2 separate regions of the Mus musculus genome follow, and region 2 is linked to region 1. Evidence: chromatin loops called from intact Hi-C (ENCODE). Cell type or tissue: left cerebral cortex. All regions are shown on one strand. Links, peaks and the distances in the headings refer to the core of each region. The heading gives the core; the rest is flanking DNA.

The links. Hi-C counts contacts between places; a loop is a spot of excess contacts. Peaks named below come from ENCODE experiments on the same cell type or tissue, not always from the same donor. Only the 100,000 strongest peaks of a DNase experiment are listed, where the experiment ranks them.
Region 2: it touches region 1 in a loop (3-fold over the local background); 3 of 42 quality-filtered maps call a loop at or near these places.

What each region holds. Positions count from the first base shown.
Region 1 is chr10:106,462,769-106,473,887 of GRCm38, reverse strand. Ppfia2 (protein tyrosine phosphatase, receptor type, f polypeptide (PTPRF), interacting protein (liprin), alpha 2) reads right to left here and starts at 3,578. Exons shown (of 32, transcript NM_001205341.1): 1 at 3,297-3,578. In left cerebral cortex, for the core only: no CTCF peak of the experiment used is centred there; DNase peaks (open chromatin) are centred at 3,037, 3,644, 4,375 and 5,253; H3K4me3 peaks cover 3,140 bases; H3K27ac peaks cover 2,249 bases.
Region 2 is chr10:105,835,132-105,846,250 of GRCm38, reverse strand. Mettl25 (methyltransferase like 25) reads left to right here and starts at 4,871. Exons shown (of 12, transcript NM_207522.2): 1 at 4,871-5,175. The coding sequence starts at 4,932. It overlaps Ccdc59 (coiled-coil domain containing 59), which reads right to left and starts at 4,772. Exons shown (of 4, transcript NM_025602.3): 1 at 4,596-4,772; 2 at 3,403-3,709; 3 at 802-901. The coding sequence starts at 4,749. In left cerebral cortex, for the core only: CTCF peaks have their summits at 5,042 and 5,246 (motif pointing left); a DNase peak (open chromatin) is centred at 4,853; H3K4me3 peaks cover 2,073 bases; H3K27ac peaks cover 1,288 bases.

The DNA.
Region 1 (11,119 bases), core at 1,243-9,242:
AACAACACAAACTAACTCTTTGAAACATTCCACAAACAGATGCAGTAAATTACATTAACGAATACAGTCGCTTCACTTCTCAGCTGCTAATCACAAACCCCCAGACGTGGAATTAATGGACTGTTCAGAATACTTTTTACAATTATTTACTGATTTGATTTAAAGTAGATTATGCAGACAGTGTCATGTATGACTGTCAAGAGTGTCACTATTAAAAAACAGAACTTAGGGCACTTCCATTTCCATCCCCCCCCACCCGCCGCCGCGCGCGCACGTGTGTGTGTGTGTGTGTGTGTGTGTGTGTGTGTGTGTTTAAGTTTTAAGTGTCTAATTTTTCTCAATTTTAGTTGTGTGATGACCAGAAGCTATTGGAGAGCCTGATTTGCAGAAGGTCCGATTTGAGGAAAGCCTGGTTTGGTTGTGGGTCCCAGAGCTTTCTCGGGACTTTATAACGGAAGGTCAATTCACTTTTCTGTCTACATATATGTCCTTAGGGAAACTTTCTGGTGATATTTTGAAATAAAATGTCAAATTTTAACAGTTCAATATTTAATTACTTTTCATGTGCTTCTTCGTGTAAACTTAGTCGTTAAGGAACAAAACTTAATTATTTCTGAACTCTTGGGTCCTGACCCATTGGAAATTGAGAAAAGCTTCAAGAAAGAGAAAGGAAATCATTTTACGATAAGTATTCTAGGAAAAGGAAAGAAAGGGTTGACCATTTCTCAAAATAGCTCAAAATACTTTGAACAGTGTTCATCACTTAAAACATGGAGCTATCCGAAGACAGGACCTTGACTCATTGAATTCATATCTACTGTAGCATAAGTTCCAGAGCAAACATGTAGAATGTCTTTACAGACACGCTCACACCCCCTTTCACGCCGACAAACATTTGGTACTTGATGTATATTTTACACTTTTTATCATTTAGATTTTCATTCATCCACTATCACAACGGTTAAGAATCCCCATTCCTCTACTTTAACTGCTACACATTTATTTTTTCACTAATTGAAAAACACACAAAAACTTTTCAACACATTGGCTTATTTGAAAGGGTTAGTCCTCGTGCCGTGCCATGCATGGCATTCACACATGGAATAACTGTGACACTCTTGAGAGACATGGCTGTGAGCCTGTGTGTTTATTTGTGACACTGAAGGTTAAAGCGAAGTAGCAGAACAAAGTGTGCAAGGAAATACAGTTATCTACATATTCTTCAATCTTTTGTAAAGGTATTTTAAATCATACCTTTACAAAAGGAAAGGCATTGCTAACAACTTTAAGTTCCAAGGAGAATTTAACTGTTTCCATTACTTCAAGCATACATTTCACTCAACTAAAGCAGACTCCTTGGATGCAACCCCGTGCTATTAGCAGGAGACATTGGACAGTCACAAACTTAAGACTTAAGATTAGTGTGAAGGATGGCTGTGGATTTGGTCAGCCAAAAGATACTTGGATGGAAAGTTTAGAAAATCTATCCAATCTACACTGTGATAACACAGGACTATCTGACCCCTGAAACATGAAATGGAGCAAGTTGGTTTGCCTTTGAAAAACACGTTTCCTTCCTTAAAGAATTATAATTTGTTTATAAAATTCCCACTTTTAGCATTCCAGTGGGTTATCCAACAAAGAACACACAGTGTCATATATAAAAAATACTATAAAAACCCAAGCATGCTCTCTGTTACAAACTGGTCACCATTTATCCTTACAGAAATAATATTCTACATCAAAACTCTTGCTTGTAGGTCTATAGCCGTAATCCTAGCAGATACTTCTGAACTCTCCAAATTCAATTCATAAAATTCAAACCATGCAAAATTACATAGGACAGAAAATGAATGCATGCTACTTTCTTCCAAGCCAACACAAATGGCTAAATTCAGAATCTTCTCCTCTAAAACGAAAAGTAAACAAACAAACAAACAAACAATAAACAGTCTACAAAAACCAAATCAACTTTTATGGGCTAGGTTGGTTAATATGTGAGACCTCAGATTCTGATGTAATCTTATAAAGTACTTGTATGTACCATAAAACATAGTCTAACAATTCCCAAATGCACAGCTTGAGTGTATTAGGAGTAATTAAAATCCTATGAAGAGTATTTTATAGAACCCTGGCACAGTGCAGGTATGGTTATCCAGTATCTTGTGTATTGCACCCAGATATATCACATTTTGCTTTTATAGCCATTTTTGGAACTAAAATTGCAAACATTACACCATCACTGAGAGACGAGTGAGCTCACAGTTTGCTGAGGTAATTTGCCTTTTCATTATCCCTCTTTTATGTCAATGTGAAATATAATTGCATTAACCTCATCTAGATAGAGATGACTTGACACGTAAACTATTGAAGGTTTCAGGACCCAGTTTCAGACAGTGTAAATTTCATTTTTAAGAGAGAGAAAAATAATAACCCTGATTGGTTTAATTATCTCAGTGCTTAAATTTAGCACGAATAATTTTATATCAAGAAAACCAACTCCCACGCTGTCAGGATATAACCTTGACTGTCTTCTAAACCTCTCAGAATCCAAAATAAAAGTTTTGAATGCCCAGTGGAGTCATTCAGCAAGAATTTTGAGATCCAGTGTGATCCTTGGTAATATGTGTTCTTAGGAGCTATACCTATTCAGACAAGAACATTCCAAAAGACTTTTATTTCTGTAAGTCGATAACTTCATTTAATTATATTTCTAGAAATTATACACTACCACAGGCAAAGAAGCAGTCGTTCTCTGTAACAAGTTTCTTCTTCGGCAAAGGCTTACTTAGTCTTCGGAACCCTCCCAGCTCTGTCTCCGTTAAAGGAGTAATTCAGTAAGAGAAAGCCTAGCCATTGTCTGATTACATTACACGAATATTTCTCCTCCTCTTTAACTCTTTGAAATCCCCTGTCCTCGGGAAATATTCCTACCATGTCTAATGGAAGCATTTTCACTTTCTTTACCTCTGTGCCTGCTCGGATGGTCAAACAGCAAGCGTACCCCACACTGCTGGACAGTTACTGCTCAGCCACACCCCCACCACCCCGAAAGAAGTTGACTTCATAATTTCCACACTAAAATTGTTCATCAGCCCCAGGAGAGAACGAGCTAGGCAGGAGCTAGAAAAATCGGGGATGGAGAAGATGGGTGGAAAGCAAAGGTAACTAATACCCACAAGGAGGACTTTGCCTCTCCTCTTCCCTGGGGGCGGGGTGGGGCTGGGGAGGTGGTCAAGGGGGGAAAAAACCCGAAGCGGAAGAGAAACCATGCAACTCGAATACAGTTTCTGTACCTAATGTCTCTTATTTCAGGTCCTGTTTCTTCAATTGTCAATGACAACCGCAGTCTCGGCTGGAGGAGAGGTGAGGCTCACACCCAGCAGTCCTGGACCATTTCCTTAGCAACGGGAGGAGAAAGACAGCTTAGACACTCGCGAGCCCCAGCGTTCTCTTGGAACGTGCCCTGGCTTCCTAACGTGGCAGCAGTTCGGCATCTTCCCGTGGCTCCGTCAGCAGCCAAAAGGAGAAAGGTCCATCGGAAAAATGGCATATTACAAATTTTGCTTTGGGAAGCAGGGCTCGGTTCAGACCATTGTCAAAGGGAAGAGAGGGGGAGGCGGTTCTTAAAGCAGCCGCGGTCCCTTTGCCGCCCAAGCAGCGGCAGCCGCCGCCGCCGCCGCCACTTTCGCGTGCAGCAGGAGCCCCGGGGCGGAGAGATGGTAATCCGGGACTGGATCTGACTTTCAGAAACTTAACGTAGCATAACTTCTCCCCTTGGCATCCCGGGCCACCCAGAGAGGGTGAAGACGTGTCCCTCCAAACAGGAACTTTGGGGTGAAGTGTGGGAAGTACCTATATGGAAGGGACATTCTCCACCCAATACCCCACCCGGAGCCCCTGTGAAGTTTATGGTAAATGTTGGGAGTTTGATGGTTAAAAGGAAGTGAGTCCCCTGGGGATGCTAGAAGCAGGACAGGTCTTCTCTGGGTGCCCAGCCTACTTCTATTCTAGGGTGTATCCTTTCACTTAAAGGAGGTGCTTCTTTTCTGGGAAGGTAAGCAGAAACACACACACACACACACACACACACACACACACACACACACACACACATGCACACCACCCACCTCCGAAGACACCCCCGCCCCATCATCGCGCGCTGCCTCCGCCCGCTGCAACAATTTTTTTTTCCTTCCAGTCCCTCTGCAATTCATCTGCTTGCATCAGTTGGCCGACAGAACCAACCTGCTGGGAACTGAGTGAGGATGCTACAGCATCTTCTCACTTGCCTAGTGCAAGCCTAGGATACTCCTCCTTCTGTGTCTCCTCCCCTCCTCCTCCTTGGCAATCTCCACCTCCTCTTCCTCTGGAACAAGGGCTTCCCCTGGAAGCTGCCGCAGTGGTTTCCACCGGCGGCCCTTAAATAAATTCTGAAGTCATCACGTCTTTTCTCTCCTCCTCACGCACACGCGCTCGTGGATACATTCCACTCTTCTCCCCAAAAGCTTCTCCGGGGCTGCTGAGGATCACTCTGGTCTCAATGCTCCTGATGAGGGCGAGGACCACGGGTGATCTAAAGTATAAATGGGTTCTCTTTGCCCTGCCTGCGCTTTTCCCACACAATCATCTTTACAGGAAAGCTTGTGTTGGCATGTGCTTTTGAGAACTGGGAACCTTCCTGCTCTGTGGCCTTCTGTGTTTGCTGTGGCTCTCTGCCGCTTTCTTCTCTTGAATCAGAGGCAAGGTAGTCAAGCTCACCGGAACCTGAATCAGTCTAGGGTGTGGCTGGGTCTGTCACTTTGCCTTACCTCTTCAGGTCGCCTCCATTCATTGCCTTAGCGCTGAGGATCTCATGTTAAGTGTTCCCTGTCTGCATGACTGAATTTCAGCTTTCAATAGTCTGGCAGCCCCAAGAACATGTTCTAGTCCCCAGAAACTTTCCCCTCCCCCATTTCTCCTCCTCCCTCAAGCATCTCTGTCTCTCTCTGTGACTCTCTCCCTCCCTCTGTCTCTTTCCTCCCTCTTTTCCCTCTCCCCGACCGTGTGTGTGTGTGTGTGTGTGTGTGTGTGTGTGTGTGTGTCCATTCATATAGATCAAGAATAAGGAGACACCAGTAGATAAAAACCAATACATTAAGGAAATGTTTGAGAGAGGAAGATACTGATGCACTAAAGGAACACAAAGAGAATTAAGCATCAAGTAGACATTGAATAGAAGTTACAGCAAGGGTCCAGAGTAAGCAGTATTAGAAGCCCCAAAGAGCAGAATCCAGATTTCACTGAGAAATGATGTGCACATCCTGACTCACTGAAGTATGATCACTAGATGAAGTTCTTTTGGGGGAAGAACTTAACTAGTTGATGACTCTACAGTAAAGTTTAAGATGAGCCATATGATTTATATCCCTTTCTCTCCTGGACTGTTATTCAAGTTTCGCATCACAATGTAAGAATTGAGTGTAAAAATATTAAACATTAGTAGATGAATAGTATTATTGTTATATGCTACATAAAGTACTATTTCTCAAACATGCTCACTTGAGTGTCCTAGTTCTTTGTAGATGCTGGGACTCTAAGCCTCGGGTGGATCCTGAGAGGCCACACTCTTAACAATGTCTATACAATACACTGCATTGGTGTGAACAAAATCTCCCCCCTCAAAGAAGCTGTGTCTGTTGAGACTAATGGACTGATTGGAATGTTCCAGGTCCAGAGGCTAATTATTTTGTCTCACGCTAACATTGGCCGCTAGGAACAGTCATTCCCTATCAAAATGGAGAAAGGTTCGTATAAGAAGTTTGCAAAAGCACTAGATTATCCCATTAGCAAGAACACAAGAAACACCATTGTGAATGTTCCTATAGCTTATTGTCCATCCAATTCAGCATACAATATATATATATATATCCAAGGCAGCTTCTTATAATGAACCTTGCTTGGTCTCAACCCCCATAGCCATGCATCCTTCAGGTCAAAGGTGCTGTCTGTCTCAACCTTATAATTCCTGAGAAGTTCCAAAATGATACTAGTCCAGCTATCTCAGCATCCCACATTGATAACCACTGCCTAAATATTCACAGAAATGTAAAAAAATAAAGGAGCTACTAAATATCCATTCATGAAGTGAAAAGTCTTTTTGTACTTTTTATTATATATGAACAGTTTTAATGTTAAGGCCATCACTGGCTTCCACTGATTTTAATAGATGGTAAATTAAACAGTATGGTGAACTAAAACTATCTCCATATAATTGTCTACATTTAGTAGTATTAGTGCATAAGATGAAAATATGAATTTAGTTCGTAGATACATATAGGATCATGGTCATAGATATATAATGCTTCTTTTGTACATTTTATTACAAATATTACTTTCTATATTTATTGTTTAAAAGGAGTATAGCACAAAACTACTTTTATGTATACTATAGTGGGTGATTTTTCAATTATACATGTCCTGAGTATCAAATGAAATAATAGTATTAGCCAGAATCTCTAAAGAACAGACCCAATATAATGAAAATACATAAATGGATTATAGATTGTGGTCTGGCTGGTTTTACAATGCCTGTCTCTCAATGGAAAGGCTAAGAATCCTGTATTCTTTGAGTGCACCAGGCTGTATGCGATGCCAAAGATATAAGTTCTGGTACCAGGAAAGGAATTTCTCAACCACAGGATAGATGAAACTGTCCATGAAAGAGAGAGCAAGCAGGGAAAGTATCAACAGCTTTGTGTTTCCTGGTCCTTTTATGTGGGCTGCTATCAGAAGGTATGACCCTGGTTTAATGTGTCTCCTCGAATGACCCAATCAAGAATATCCCACAGAGGTATATTCAGCAGCTTGGGTTATAGTTAATTCCAAATATGGTAAAGTTGAATATCAAGATGTCAACTTGTGAACTTGACAAACAAAATTCCACCTCTTTATGTCATACATAATTTCCAAATGAAAAAAATAGCCAGCATAATTCTACCTAGCATGACACATCTGTCCCACTTAGAAACCTCAAATGAGTTATATATTTTATCACAGGTGGCAATGGGCAATGTCCGCGGTGGAATGATTGGCCTTTTAGTACATTATATCTGCTGTGTGTGTGTGTGTGTGTGTGTGTGTGTGTGTGTGTGTGTGTATGTGTGTGTGTGTGTTTATGTATATATATATATATATATATATATATATATATGTATGTATATATATATATGCAATGTATATAGTATTTCAAACTGTGATGGAAGCACATTATTGCAATGTGCACTTCTGCATATGGTCATGTACCCTCTACTAGTGGCTATAAATACCGTCTTCTATTACACATTCTATTTTCTCCCACCCTTAGAAAGCGCCTCAGTAGTTCTTGAGAACTGAAAGGAGTGACTCTTACCTTCGTTCATGAAGAATTCAGATCTGTTGTGTCCTTCCTGGATTGGATTTTTTTAGTTCTCGATTGACTTTAAACACAATACATAACAACAAGAAATGCCCTAAAGGATTCTGTGCAGCTCCTGCATAATCTTCCTTATCTCCATTGCAAGGAAGCAACACAATTTTCCCATGCAGCATGCGTGCAATAGACTTTCCCATGGCATCCAGCTGTGTAAAGCCTATCCCCATAGAACTTCCTTGACTCCCCTGCAATTAATGTCTCTACCAAAGCAATGATGCTGGCAAGAAGTGTCCTCTCCTACCTTTAGCAATGCAGCTTAGCTTTTTAGAGACACTATACTGAAGTTACCATTCACCATGAGACCTTCAGTCTCCTGAGAAAATCTGATGATCGTGATGAGAAATATTCTGTAAGTTTTTCATAGTTTCTCTGTCTCTACTTTGAACTTTGAGATATTGAAACAGAAGGTCCATGAAATGCCCATAAAGCACTATGGTGTATCATGGCTTTGAGCCCCTTAATTCTGTTAAATCTTAAATTCCACTACAGTTCCTCTGCACAAGTCATTCGTAGAATCTCAATACTGGGTAGTTTGGATCAATAAATCCTCCTAACACTGTTATTCCTTTCTTAGCCTCTTGGGCTTAAGAACATCAGAGGCATAACCAGGGAAAGTAACCAGGGGAAGGAAGTCCATTGAACTTTTTATTCAATGGAATGTTTGCTTTGTCTCCTGGCAGGAGGACTCCCCTGTCAGGACCCAAAACTTCTAGGTCAGCAGAACTTAAGGCCACAGGAACAGGAAGCAAAATCTTTCATTGTACATCACTAGAGATGTTGTGATAGTGAGTTGGAACACTGCCAATTAGTGATACAAAAACAATTCATGATGTGTGCGAAAAATGTTTTATGTTAATGCTAATCAAGATGGATTCGAATGTATAATACAGTTTCATAAGATAATGCGCCAAAGAAAATAAGTAATTAAGGATAAGCAATGAAAATAACAAAGATTTAGTAAATAACAAATTAATTTTTCACATATAAGGATGGTTTCGATACAAATACAAGGCAAGTAGTAACTGAATAGAACAAGTGTATATCTCAGTATCTTCTAATTTCAACTATATAGGTAACCATCTTGGCATTTTGGCAAAATGTGTGTGTGTGTGTGTGTGTGTCTTACCACATATGGCTACGAGTTAGGATCAGATAGCTTATCAGGGACTCATCCCAGAAGACTAATTCCTCTCAGCAGCAATTAATTGTAGTGGCAGGTGGTATTAAAAAATGAGCCAACTCACATGATATGTACTCGCTGATAAGTGAATATTAGCCCAGAAACTTAGAATACCCAAGATATAAGATACAATTTGCGAAACACATGAAGCTCAGGAAGAACGAAGACCACGGTGTGGATACTTTGCCCCTTCTTGGAATTGGGAGCAAGGCACCCATGGTAGGAGCTACAGAGACAGAGTTTGGAGCGGAGACGAAAGGATGGACCATCTAGAGACTGCCATACCCGGGGATCCATCCCATAATCAGCCTCCAAACGCTGACACCATTGCATACACTAGCAAGATTTTGCTGAAAGGACCCTGGATTAAAATTCTTCTATTCAAAGCAGACTTTGTGGTCTTCTGTCTCTCACGATTTTTCTCCTCCTCTTCCATGATGCTCCCTGAGCATTCTGTTTATGAGTTAGATTTTGGACTTACCAACTGAAGATGGGTACCAGAAAGTCAGCTGTCTATACTTTTACTCTTTATAGTTCTCAGTGATGATATCCATCTCCTCCAAAAATAAAGTTATTTGATGAGAGGTGAAAACCACAGACAAACAACTGGCAAATAGGATTTAAAAAATATTACTAGTTCTGTACATCAATAGAAATGGTCAACCAATTGAAGAGGAAGCTAACAGCGTGGGATTCACCCTTGACCAGCTAAACATCTGATTGAGGATCAATATTCAGAATATACTAATGACTTAAAGTCAGAGTAAAAGCATAAACAAAATAAAGACTTAATTTTTTAAAAAGGACTGAAGATACAGTTATTTCCACTTTTTTAAGAGGCATGTAGTGTGTTGAGTCTTGTAATGTATGCCTTTAATTCCAACACTTGGAAGGCAGAGACAGACACTTGCAGATGTCTGACTTCTAGGCTCCATAGGCATTCCAGGTAAGCCAAAGCAACATACACATTTTCTAAAGAAAAGGCTTACAATTTTAATATGCTCTATTACTTTGAGGAAGTGAAAAACAAGTCAATGCATAGAGAAGGTCAGATACAAATGCAATTAATTCTTCTCTTTTTCAACCTTCAAGAATTAGGGAGCAGTTACTTTCTACTGAAATGTAGTTCAGGCTCCTTTCCCCATTTGTGTCCTGCTTTTTGCTTCTTATATGGAAATAAAGGAGAAAGCATACTTCCCAAGAAAACCAAAAATGGCACACTTCCCTCACACCACACTAGTGAGAAGAGCTCTCTTCATAGTATCAAGAGGGCCTGCGAAAGCCTTAAACTAACTCTGAAGAAGAATAAAGACATTTTGGCAAAGACTTAGCCATGACTTCATTTTCTTCTTGGGACCAAAAAAAAAAAAAAAAAAAAAAAAAAAAAAAAAAAACACCTAAAAGAGGAAAAAAATTAAACTTTTGCTAGTATATAAAAATTTAAACACATGTAAAATGTTTTGAGAGTAACCAAATACTTTCTATTTGTCATTTAGACTTGTTCCATAATATCTAGTCCCAATACTGAGACCATGATCAGTACCATAAACCTGTTCTGATAGGTTATAAACCCTAGAAGGAGAACCAACTACTGTTATTCTCCTACATGGAGAATTAAACCAAATTCTAATGGTTCTGGTGATTAATGATTTCTCCTAACCCTCAACAAAGAAACTTCCTTCTGATATAGCTGGTGATTTATACAGAGACTAATAACTGCTCAACGTGCAGAGAATCAGAGCCTCCTTTCTAAGCGGAACATTTATATCATGTCCCTCTCCACAAGGCTCATGATGATCATCGAAGAGGGAGCATATTGATTGTCAGAGTCACAAGGGGCAGATGATGACAATGAAACTGTGCTTTCCAAACACAATACAGCAATTTTATGTACGAAATCACTGAATTTTTTGGGAGCATGCACAAGACAGTAAAAGCCTAGGCTACACAAAACCACAGCATGGACAGGGAGGTAGGCACAAAGTCTTTACCCCCAGCAGAAGATATATTGTTAAGTGATAGCTGTTGGGAAAGAGAAAGTAAGGATACAGAAAGAGAGAGAGAGAGAGACAGACAGACAGACAGACAGACAGACAGAGATAGACAGTTTTTGAAGGGAATGATCCCTGGTAGGTTGACCATTCTCCAGTGGATGACCATACAAAAAGATTATATGGACATCACAAATTTAATTCCATGGACCTATGAAATAAAAAAGAAGACAATCAGATATTGGAGTTTGGGAAGTTTGGTGAATATAAAAAGTATTGGAATGAATATAATCCAATTATTAAGAAATTAATAAAAAATAGTAATAACAAATTAAATGGAGATTGATGGAATAGCTTAGTGGTGGAGAGGACTCAGGTTCAATTCCAAGCATTCACATGGCAGCTTACCATGTTCTGTTCCTCCATATACATGGTATCTGATGCTTTCTGGTCTCCTTGGGTACTAACCATTCATAATATGTACACACATGTATA
Region 2 (11,119 bases), core at 2,032-10,031, 630 kb after region 1:
GCAAGGAATTTTACATACAATTTGTGAAACTATAGCACATTCCGAGTTTACTTTGTTGGTCTCACATCTAAGGAGTAAGCCCAGTGATAATAAGGAAGTGCCTTGCTGGGGACCACTCTGTGGCAGAGCCTGGTTTTATAAACAGATTCTCAAGTCTAAGGAGTAAGCCCAGTGATAATAAGGAAGTGCCTTGCTGGGGACCACTCTGTGGCAGAGCCTGGTTTTATAAACAGATTCTCAAGTGCTCAGGATGCTCCGTCACATTCCTTAACATCAGTTAAGCACACATTTATTGTAAACACACACAGGGATAAGAAGCTGGCCGAGGTGGTGAAGCACGTGTCTAATCACTGCACTGACAAGGCAGAGGCAGGCGGGTCTCTGAGTCAGGCCAGCCAGAGCTACATATTGACGCCCTGCCTTAACAACGTCTGAAAATCATTCATTAATTGTCTTAATTAGGTCCCCAGAACTCAAATTTACAGCACATAAAATTATTTCAAGGAACTTGCTAAAGAACCCAGTTCCTAGGCCATAGCTTGAGAAACATTATCACAGATGCTGCTGTCATTATCTGACCAGCAACATTTTCTTGCTTGCTTTTTTTTTTAAATCTTATCATTGACCTAGTAATATTATCTGAGCCAGTCAAAGACTTTGAACATTGTACAATTCTACAAGTCTACTGAGTAAAGCATAAAGTAGGTACAGATAACATTATGTAGCAATCCTAAGAAGCACAGCTTGCACACATGGTAGAGAAAGAGAAACAAGGCTCCAGAATCACTAAGTAGGACTTACAAATTTCTTAGCAGCACGCTTCGCTTGTACTCGTTCATACTCTTCTTGTGCCTTCTGGTTTGAAGTTTTCTTTTTCTTATTCTTTGGAAAAGTCACAGAACTTGCAAGATAGATTAAGATAGGGAAGTTAAACTGTTCAAAAATGATTTAGCCAAAATTATGCTACTGTGTCAGATCCAGTATCTACAAAAACTTTACTAATACAAATTGAAGAAAGCATGAAAAGAATTACCAATACCACCTACAGCAACAACAAAAGGAAAATGCCCAAATAAGACATTAAAGCTATTGTATAATCACGACTACAGATTAAAGGACGGTAAATAGATTTTGGGGGAGAAATATTTAACAAGTGTAGTCAGAATGGATAGTAAGCTATTAGAGCAGATAGAACGTCCAGTACTGGATACAACAGAAGTTGTATGTGACTGCTGTGGTCACCTTGTGTCTGCCTCCTCCTCTTAGCACGAGTCATCCCTCGCAAACACAGCCTTCGTTTGCTGTGCTCTGCACTGGAAAGGGCAGTCGCTAGTGTCACCTGTTACCTGACTTGGTAGCTTCCCAGTTACAAATAAATGCACGTCTTCCATTACCAGAGTAAATGTCTACATGAGTAAACTAGTCATGACTTCCTACTCACTACTGACTCTCTGACTCACAATTTCTGCTCCACCATTCCAAACTGCCCTTACCAAGACAATCCTGATCCCCCAGCCTCAAATATTCAATGGGCTTTTTGCTTCCATTATGTACTTCTGAAAACGTCAGTGTGAGACAGTGTCATTCTTCACTTCTAATCCTCATGCACATGAGTGTTCCTGTAGGTTTGGGCATAGTGGATGACATGTCTGGAGACTAAGGCACTGCTCACCACCATATCTGAGACAAGGGCTCTCCACAAACCAGGGGGCTAGCCAATGAGCTCCAAGGATTGACCTGTCTCACCTACTATTTCCTGACAGAGGAATCTACCAAAAACAAAATACCACCAACCCTCATTTCTTCTTTTATTCCTACTACATACTTTCTTCTTATTTGCAACACAAATAATGCTCAGTTTTGTTTTTAAATTGAGAATTATATACATCCCTACAAGTATTATTGGTCAAACCTACCCACCTTTTCTTCTTCCTCAATTCCATCCCATCCCTTACTTCTCTGCACTTCCCCCTCCTAGCTTCATGTGCATCTTTTGTACTTTTTAAAAAACGAGTCTGCTTCCTGATGCCAACATGTGCACGTGCATGGGTGTGGAGCCACCTACTGGGGCATGGGCTGTCTGACGTGGCAGACTCGCCCGCCCCAGCCATCAATTGCCAAACTCTCCTAAGCTCCATATGGGACTTTGTAACTCTCTCCCCAGTCCATGATGGGATTTGACCTGGCTTGATTCTGCATATGATTTGTGCGTGCAATCCTTGCCCTAGCTTTGAAAGACAACATTTTGGTTTAAAAAAAAAAAAAAGTTAAGATCTGAAGTAATGCCTTGCTGTGCACGTTAAGGCAGTTTTGCTTGAATTATATGTAGTAACAGTCTTACAAACTACCTCTAATAAAATCAAGGGGTAAGCAGGGTTTTGTTTTAAGGTAAAATAGTGTAAGCTGGTCTGAAACTCACCATCTACCTCAGCTTAGCCTCTCACTATTGGGGCCTCCTGAGTTAAGCCTCCTGTGTGCAGGGATTATCAGGGGTAAGCCAGCAATCATTCAGGAAGAAGTCCATGTGTTAAATATGTTTGTTGTTTTATAGGATGGCATCTTACTATGAACCACAAGCTAGCTTTGAATGACCAGCAATCTTCCTGCTTCAGCCTTCTGAGAAGATTACAGGCATATAAAACCATCCCTTGCTTGGTTTTCATTAACCGCAACCTATTTCCTGGACCCTTTGTAGAAAATGCAAATGAGAATACAGACAACAGCAGTTAGCAGTCATAAAGTTACCAAACACCAGGCATGTTTTAGAATACTTGATATAAATGAACATGATAAAATGTCATGAAATGTAATGCTTTAGGGACATCATTGACTGAGAAGATGATCCAGGATGAGGCTATAAAAGATGGTGTCCACCGTGGCTCTCAAATCATTTTATACTATCCTTTCTATCATAGTGGACACTGGTATACCACTATGGAAAGTCTGGCTTTATAAGCCAAAGTGGCAATGGCTACACATCTGCATTGTTTTTCTAGTATCTGGTTATGTTGCCCATGCTGGCCTGGGACTGGGAATTGTCTGGACTCAGGTTCCTAAATGTTGGGCTTCCAGATCTACAACATCAAACATAGTCCCCCACCCCCAAATTAAGATGCACACATTAATACTGCGCTTAATTACGGTCCAATTATATTACATGTTCTTGAGAGGCTGCAATTCAAAACTCAGATCTCTTAATTCTCATTTCCTATTTTCGACATCTCTGCTCAACTAGCCTCTTTCAGTCATTTAACACTAAGTGGGGAGACTCCATGAAATACCATTACATGACTTGAAAAAAGTGCTAAGAAAAATCCTGATTCTTACAAATTTTTCCCTGTGTCGTCAGTAAAACATTCTTTACATTTAAAGTGAGGAATTTCTGAAGACGGAGGTGCTTACCTTCCTGTGTTCAGCTCTTCTGGCTGTGGCTGGTGACCACCTGGCGGTTCTTCAGAGGAAGTCTGCTCAGTGCTGCCCTCCTCTTCAGGCAAAGGCCGGTCAACCTGTTCTTCTGACAAAGCCAGGCCAGCCTTTCTTTGCTGTTTTCTGAGTCTTTCCTCTTCGGCCAGATAGAGGTGTTTCAGGTGCTCTGGGTAACGATCTGTGAACTGGGACTCCTGTGACGCTGGTGCCTCCTTCACCTTCCACAGCAATTTCTTGTAATTTTGCTGGATCTTCAGTTTTCTCCGAAATGCAAAACCTTGTCCTAACATTGAAGGATTTCAGTTACAATTACTTTAACAGAAAATGAAAACTAAATATTTTTTTCTTTTACTTTATATTCAAATGAGAGAATTACTTGGCTTTGCTTTAAAGATAAGGTTAGGCAACCATTTAATGGTACACTGAAGAGCAAGGTGGCCCTTTACCTAAATATAAGGGTAACAGCGAGTTGTCAGACATCACATTAAAAACTCTAAGTACAGTAAACTAAACTTTACTGCTCACCTTGAATTTAGACTCATATCCACAAATTACATTTTATTTAATCCACATACAATCTCACTTGGGTCTTCAGTAAACACTTAATAAATAAAGTAGAGTAGTCTAGTATTTTTCCCTTGGAGGATCTTACTAATCACTTATTTTCCAAAACACAACACAAAACAAAAGGGGGAGGTACTGTACAACTTTCTGAACACCTGTCGATTATTCTTAGATCGAACAAAAACCACTTAAGCATCTGACATGCAACGAGAGGCCTTCAAAGACAAGACATCGAATCGAATCTAAGGAAGGCAGCAGTATGAGACTGGAGGGCTACTGTGGTGTCTTTTGGTTATCAAAGCTTTGGGGCAGAGTATTTTAATGTAATATTGTATCTATATTACATACTTGCTGTAGTAGAGATGCAAGTATGTCTGGGTGCTTCTTAGCCAAGCGCACCTCTAGACGCCCCGTGTCTTCGCTTAGACCTGAGATCTGCGTTAAATCACTGAAGCTGACCGCACCGTCCGGTTCTCAGTCAAAGGACTGAGAAGCTCTCGGACTTGGCGAGCTTAGGAACGGCTTCCCCGATCTCAAGCCGGATCCCATCCTACTCCCTCGACTTCGGCGGGCCCGAGCGCTCCTCCACGGCTGTCCCTCCTTACCCTTGCGCACGCTCCCCCGGAAGGCTTGCTGGGGGTTCGGCCGCCAAGTCCTGCGCTTCCCATTCTGGTTTCCGAATCTGACCTGAGAGATCCCTTCCCCACGCGCCGCAAACCCTCCGGTCCGCCACTTGGAAGACGGCCGCGAAGGCGCCATCTTTTTCCACGGTGGGAGTTCCTGGAACGCCAGTGGACGCCGACCTAACACGTCACGAGGCGGAAGCAATCAATCGCCCAACCCGGCGCGTGCTCGGAGCTCGACTGCCTCAGCCTGAGCCGCTTCCGGCGGGGAAGAGAGGGGTCGCGCGGCCATGTTGGCGCCACCTGCAGCCCCGGAGGATGAGCGTCATGGCGGCGGCCTGCCCTCTGCCCAGGACCCCGGACCTGCCCACGCTGCACGACAAGTTACAGGGCTTGCTGAGCTTCCTCAGGGGCGCCCTGGCCATTTCCAGCGCGCACACGGTGGACTTCTACACCAAGTCGGTCTGGCAGGAGCTGGTCGACCTGCCCCCTGAGAGCGTGCTGGCGGCGCTGAGGGAGTCGGCGGTGGAGGCCGAGCCGCGCGAGGCAGAGACGGGATCAGGTGACTGGCGGGGCGGGCGGGGCGGGCGGGGCGGGGGCTGTCAGCGCGCCCCCTGGTGGAACTCGGCGGAAGTGGCAGGGACTTGAAGGATGCTGTTACCTAGGAGATGAATTGGAGGGAGCTGAATAGCGAGGATGGATGGAGACGGGCGGGGTCCCCTCTGGGTTCTAATCTGGGTGTTGGTCAAGTTCCACAACTTAAAGTAGTCAACCCGGGGAAGAGGCGTTCCTTCATTTATTGATTCAACAATTTAGTTTTGAAAACATCTAAAGGCTGTGTGATGATCAATACAAAGTAGAAGTGGACTTGGGGGACCAATAAGAGCCAGTTCCTACTCGGCACAAGGTATCGTGGATTAGGATGGTGATAGTGAAAGCTTTGAGTGCTCGCTAGTTAATTTGAAAACACACCTTTAATTCCCAGCACTTGGGAGGCGGAAGCGGAGGCAGGCAGATTTCTGAGTTCGAGGCCTGCCTGGTCTACACAGAGAAACCCAGTCTCGGGGAAAAAAAGAAGAAGAAGAAGAAGAAAACTGTATTTTCAATATCAGTTATGCACCCTGGTGTTTTCTAGGCTCTGGAGTTTGATACCCGCAAGAAACTTAGATTCTACCAACTTAGATTCTATTCTGGAAATAGAGGAACAGGAACAGTAGCAGCTACTGGAATTGCTTGTGCTTTGCTTCCAGGTGTTCCAGATGTTGTCAGCATTAGTGAACTTACTTAATCACTGAAGCAGCCTGTAAATGCAAAGTGCCCCGGGGGCGGAGGTAGGGGCCATGGAGGGGGGGGGGTTATAATGGTAGAACTTAAGACACATTGGTTCTTGGGCAATAGTTCCTGGTTGTTGGAAAGTTAGACACCCTTTCAGTTTGCTCCCATAGTATTCTGCGTTGATAACCTGGTACATAAACTTGTAGAAAGCAGGAACCGTATTTGCCTTAACCAGGATTCCAACGTGTGGGAAACTATTTGGCATACATTAAGTACTCTATAAAATATTTGTTGAAAAAAAGTGACTCTTGTTGGCTTTCAAAAAGAAAAAAAAAACGAAGAAAATACAAGAAAACAAAACTTTTAAGTGCAGAGCAAACCTTTGTTTAACTTTGTCTCTTCCTGATGGGCTATTACCTTATATATACTAATAGCTTGATTCATTGGTGCCTATTGTATGTTCTGCAGTTTGCTTTTGCTAAAAGTTTTTTTTTCCTGTTTCCTCTGTGTGTGTGTGTGTGTGTGTGTGCAAAAGTCTGAGTACCAATTCAGAGACTAGACTCTGGACGTGATAACTTTTTGAGTTTTATGAATTCCCAGCTGTTTTTTGAGCTGACTTATTGGAAGCAGTCCTTCGGATTTTGTCATCTAGTTCTGTGAAGAGACAGCATGGTGCGATGCAGGCAGACATGGCTGGAGAAGGAGCTAAATAAGGGCCTTACATCTTTTCTTTTTTCTTTAAGATTTTTTTTTTCTTTTCCTGATTACACTGTAGCTGTCTTCAGACACACCAGAAGAGGGCTTGGACCCCATTATAGATGCTTGTGAGTCACCATGTGGGGACTGGGAGTTGAACTCAGAACTTGTGGAAGAGCTCTTAACCGCTGAGCCATCTCTCCAGCACTGAGGGCCTACGTCTTGATCCTCAGGCTGCGTGACGAGACTCTGCCGTTAGGCCTCGGGTGAGCTGCTGAGACTCAGAGTCCACCCACGAGTGACACAACCTCCAGCAACCAAGTCCCAACTACTTCAACAGAGTCAAGTCTAGTAATGCCACTCCCTGTAGGCAAGCATTGGAAGACATGATCTGTGACGCCTTTCCTGTTCAATCTACCACAAGCTCTTTCTAAACTTGTGAGGAAATCCAGCAGTGGAAGAGGTTAAGCAAATTCTACATCCCAGGGGAGATCACAGACCTCAGCAATTGTACAAAACGATGCAAATTTAAGCATTCCTTCTAACTGGGATTTTGTTCTCATTTCTCTCATTTACAGCAGTTTAAGAATTAATTTTTTATAGTCTTTCTAGATGAATACAAGAAAATCCTATGTGTTAAGCATTGACCAGAGGATACGTTAGGTGATATGCACATGTATGTGATGTGATGTGTATGAACATGTATGTGATGTATATGCATGTATATGTGATATGTTGTATATGTATATGTATGTGATGTATATGTATGTGATGTGATATATATGTACGTGTACTTGGTGTGATGTATATACATGAGAATGTGATGTATATGTGTATAGATATATGTGTGTGTGTATAATGTGATACATATATGAGATGCAGCTTTTGTTTTCTCAAATCTAGTTGTTTGTGTGTCTCAAATCAGCTGTCAACATTTTAAATCCTTCTTAGCATATAAAGGGCATTTTTATTATTTTGAAAATTTTGTGCATGTATATAGCATGCTTTTATCATATTCACCCATCATTACCTTGCTTTGTTCCCTCCCTCTCCTGCTTAACTCCTTGCTTTCTTCTTCCTAATTAGCCTCCTTCCGACTTTAATGTCTTTGTGTGTGCGCGTGCATGCATTCATGCCTGTGGTGCGTCCCCCTGTGTTTAATTAGAATTGCTTGTATGAGTATGCATGTAGCGTTATTTACTGGAGCATGAGCAACTTGTCAGGCTGTACCCCTGAGGAAAATGTGTCCTCATCTGCCAGCAATCATCAACTGCCATTTTTTTACTCTTACGACATAAAACATGTATGTATCTCAGTTGTTACATTGCTTTCAAGCTATTCTCTCAAATTCTGTACAATAAAATTCTTACTGTTTGCCCCACAGTCAAGCTGTTCTTCACTAAAACACTGTTCTTCCACATGTTGATGTGCTTGTGTGGTCTGTGTACATATGGATATGTATGTTCTTGTGAGGGACGCACATGCATGTGGGTGTACGTGTGTGTTATGACCTGATATTGATGTTCAGTGTCTTCCTTGATTGCTCTCCACACCCGTCGTGTGGCAGACAGGGTCTCACATTGAACCCAGAGCTTGCCATTTTGGCTAGTCTGGCTAGTCTGCCCTTCCAAGGATTCCCTGCTTCCCTCTCCCACAAGCTGGAATTATAGCCAGGGGCTGGGTAGCTCTGTCAGCCTGATAGAAGCTTCAGTTATTTGGGAAGAGAAAAACCTTAATTGAGAAGGCCCTCTTATCAATCAGACTGGCCTGCAGACAAGTCTGGAGGAAGTTTTCTGTATTCAAGAATATTGTGGGAAGGCCCAGCTCACTGTGGGCAGTGCTTCCCTTGGGCAGGAGGTGGTCCTTGCTTGTATAAAAAAGCAAGCTGACAGAGCCATGAAGAGAAAGCCAGGAAGCTGTATTTCTCCATGGCTTCGGCTTCAATTCCTACCTCCAGGGATTTGACCGCTCCAGTTCTTGTCTTGATTTCCCTTAGTGTTGGACTGACTGGGACATAAACCCTTTCTTCCTCAAGTACGGTCTTTCCCCATCTCAGTAGGAAGTCCCCTAGGACAGGGCGGCTCCTGTATTCATCTGTCTTTCTTAGGAGGGTAGAGGGTCCAGATTGTGGTCCTCGTGGTTATGTGGTAAGCATTTTAGCCTTGACCTTTCTCCCCACCCCTGTTCTTTATCTATATATTTGAGGGTCTCCGTGCCATTTTAGTGTCCATGACTACAACTTGACAATAGTATGCACCCCTAAATTACTTTGCTTTTTATCTATTATTTTATTTAGCAAATGCATTTCTAAATTTGTCACATTGTATAGTTTATTTCTGAAAAAAAATAAGCTATGTAAAGAAATTTTAAATTCAATTCTTATGATTAATTCTAGTTTTATATTTAGTTTCATTTTCAAACGTAATGTAGTTCATTGTGAAGATGCTTAAAGAGTGATGGACTGTATTTGTGCATTCATTAAGATGTTAATATTGGTATAGTAAAAATCTGCGTGTCAGTCCTTAATGTGTACTATTTCATCCAAAAGCAAGGTTTGCATGTTTCAATAATATATTTTCATTTTATATGCAACTATAAATTAAGCTAGAGTTGTTTAGACAAAAAAAAGAAAAAGGATAAATCCTAGCACATAATTGGATCATATAATTGATTCACACTAAAAGCAACAATATGTATTATATTTGTTCTCTTTGTGCATTACAGTATGATGGATATTTGCAAAGTTTGTAGAATTTAACACAACCCATTTTCTAAATTTAGAAAGACAAACTTAACTTTTGGCTATTAAACAATTAACAATTAAATCTTGCAGTCAACTATTGAAGAAGCCAGAACCTTAAAAGTTTTATTAAATTTTCATGGGATAAAAGTTTCCTTTTTAGAAAAAGCACGCTCAACTCTTCCACCATGGAGGGGTGGGCATTGTGCTTTTTATCCAAAGGGACATGACCATGAGGCTTTTGGGGTAGTGCTGGAACTAAGGGGTTTGACCCATAGCAGCGATGAGGAGGGATTTTCAAATGAAAGACAATTTACATCAGGCTAGGTTGCTAGCTAGACATAAATGAAAGGCACACACAATGTGAAAGATAAAAAGATTTCTTAACTTTAACAGTAAGATCAACACAGGAGGTTGGAAAAGAGAAAGATATGTCAGGAATAAGAATATTTATAGAAATAAATACAAGATATTTTTATATCACTGTGAAGATAATTATCAGGAAGATACTCTTGTCAGCATCTTCCTAAAATTCTGGTCCATTGGCTGTGTGAATAATGATTTTCCCCAACCCGTATAGCACAGTTATGTCTGTAACTAGCACGTATTTGTATCTTATACTGTGTTCTGTGATCTGTATCACTATTGTCTCACACTAACATTGCCAACATTCAGGCTGAAACGAGCTTTTATGCTTCCCTAACAGGCTCAGTGCTGCTATTGAAGTCCTCGTAGTGGCCTCAGTGATTACAGCCACTACGGAGTCTTAGGAGAGTTCCGTAGTTGATGATGCTACAATAGTAAGTGCATTGAAATATGCTGTCGTTCATGCATGCATGCATCCATCCATCATCCGTTCATTCATACTGTGTGCAAAATACTTTTGCTTTACAACCGAACATGGAACAGGAGTCATTCCTTGTTTCTAGTAGATACCACAGAAAATCTTACACGAGTATTTTACTGTCCTTTCAGAGACATTAATCATCTCATATGTCCAAATTACATTTTAATTTCTGGAACCAAGATCATTTCTGTGGAGAAGGAAATGTTAAGAAGAGTAAAGAAAGTGGCTACAAAAATAAGCAAGTGTGTAATATCTTAGCATACCGCTCTAGGCTGATCTCGACCAGAGACGTTGCCAGACCTGGTTCTGGTAGTCAGGTCCCGTATAGTCAGGCCCTCGGTGACTTTGCCCGCTGCTGTGGCAGGCAATGGAACGTGGGGATTAGGACAGAGTGTGAAGTCAGACTGCCAAGGTTTTATTTGCCCTGATGGTGTATGCACATTTGAATCAGTTTCCATCTTGTCAAGTCTTGGTTTTTTCCACTGCAAATGACATAAGAGCAACAATTAACTTGCTCAGATGACAGGTAAAATGTTTAACCCTGCCTGGCATGTGGTATTAAGCATTCAGCACATCTTAGCAATGGGGTAGTGTGTTGTTGTGAGATCTGACAGAGCTCGTCCTCCTCAGAGTCTTATGGGACACTCACATATGATAACAGGTAAGTAGTTTTGAAATCTTACTTGATTATGAATATACGTTCATTGATTTTATCTCTAGTTTTAAAGCTTTGTGCATTTTTCCTCAAAGGTTCTATGGTCTGTGTGTTTGACTTTTGGTTTCCTATATACATCCGTATCTGGTAGAAATAGTAAAAGCAGGTTGGCGGTGTCTTGGTATCATGTTTTTAAAACATCCTCTCCTGCCTCTTTTCCATCTTATTTCCTAAGTTGTTATTGTCTTTAAATCTTATTTTATTTATTGTTGTGTGTGTGTGGTGTATGCCTG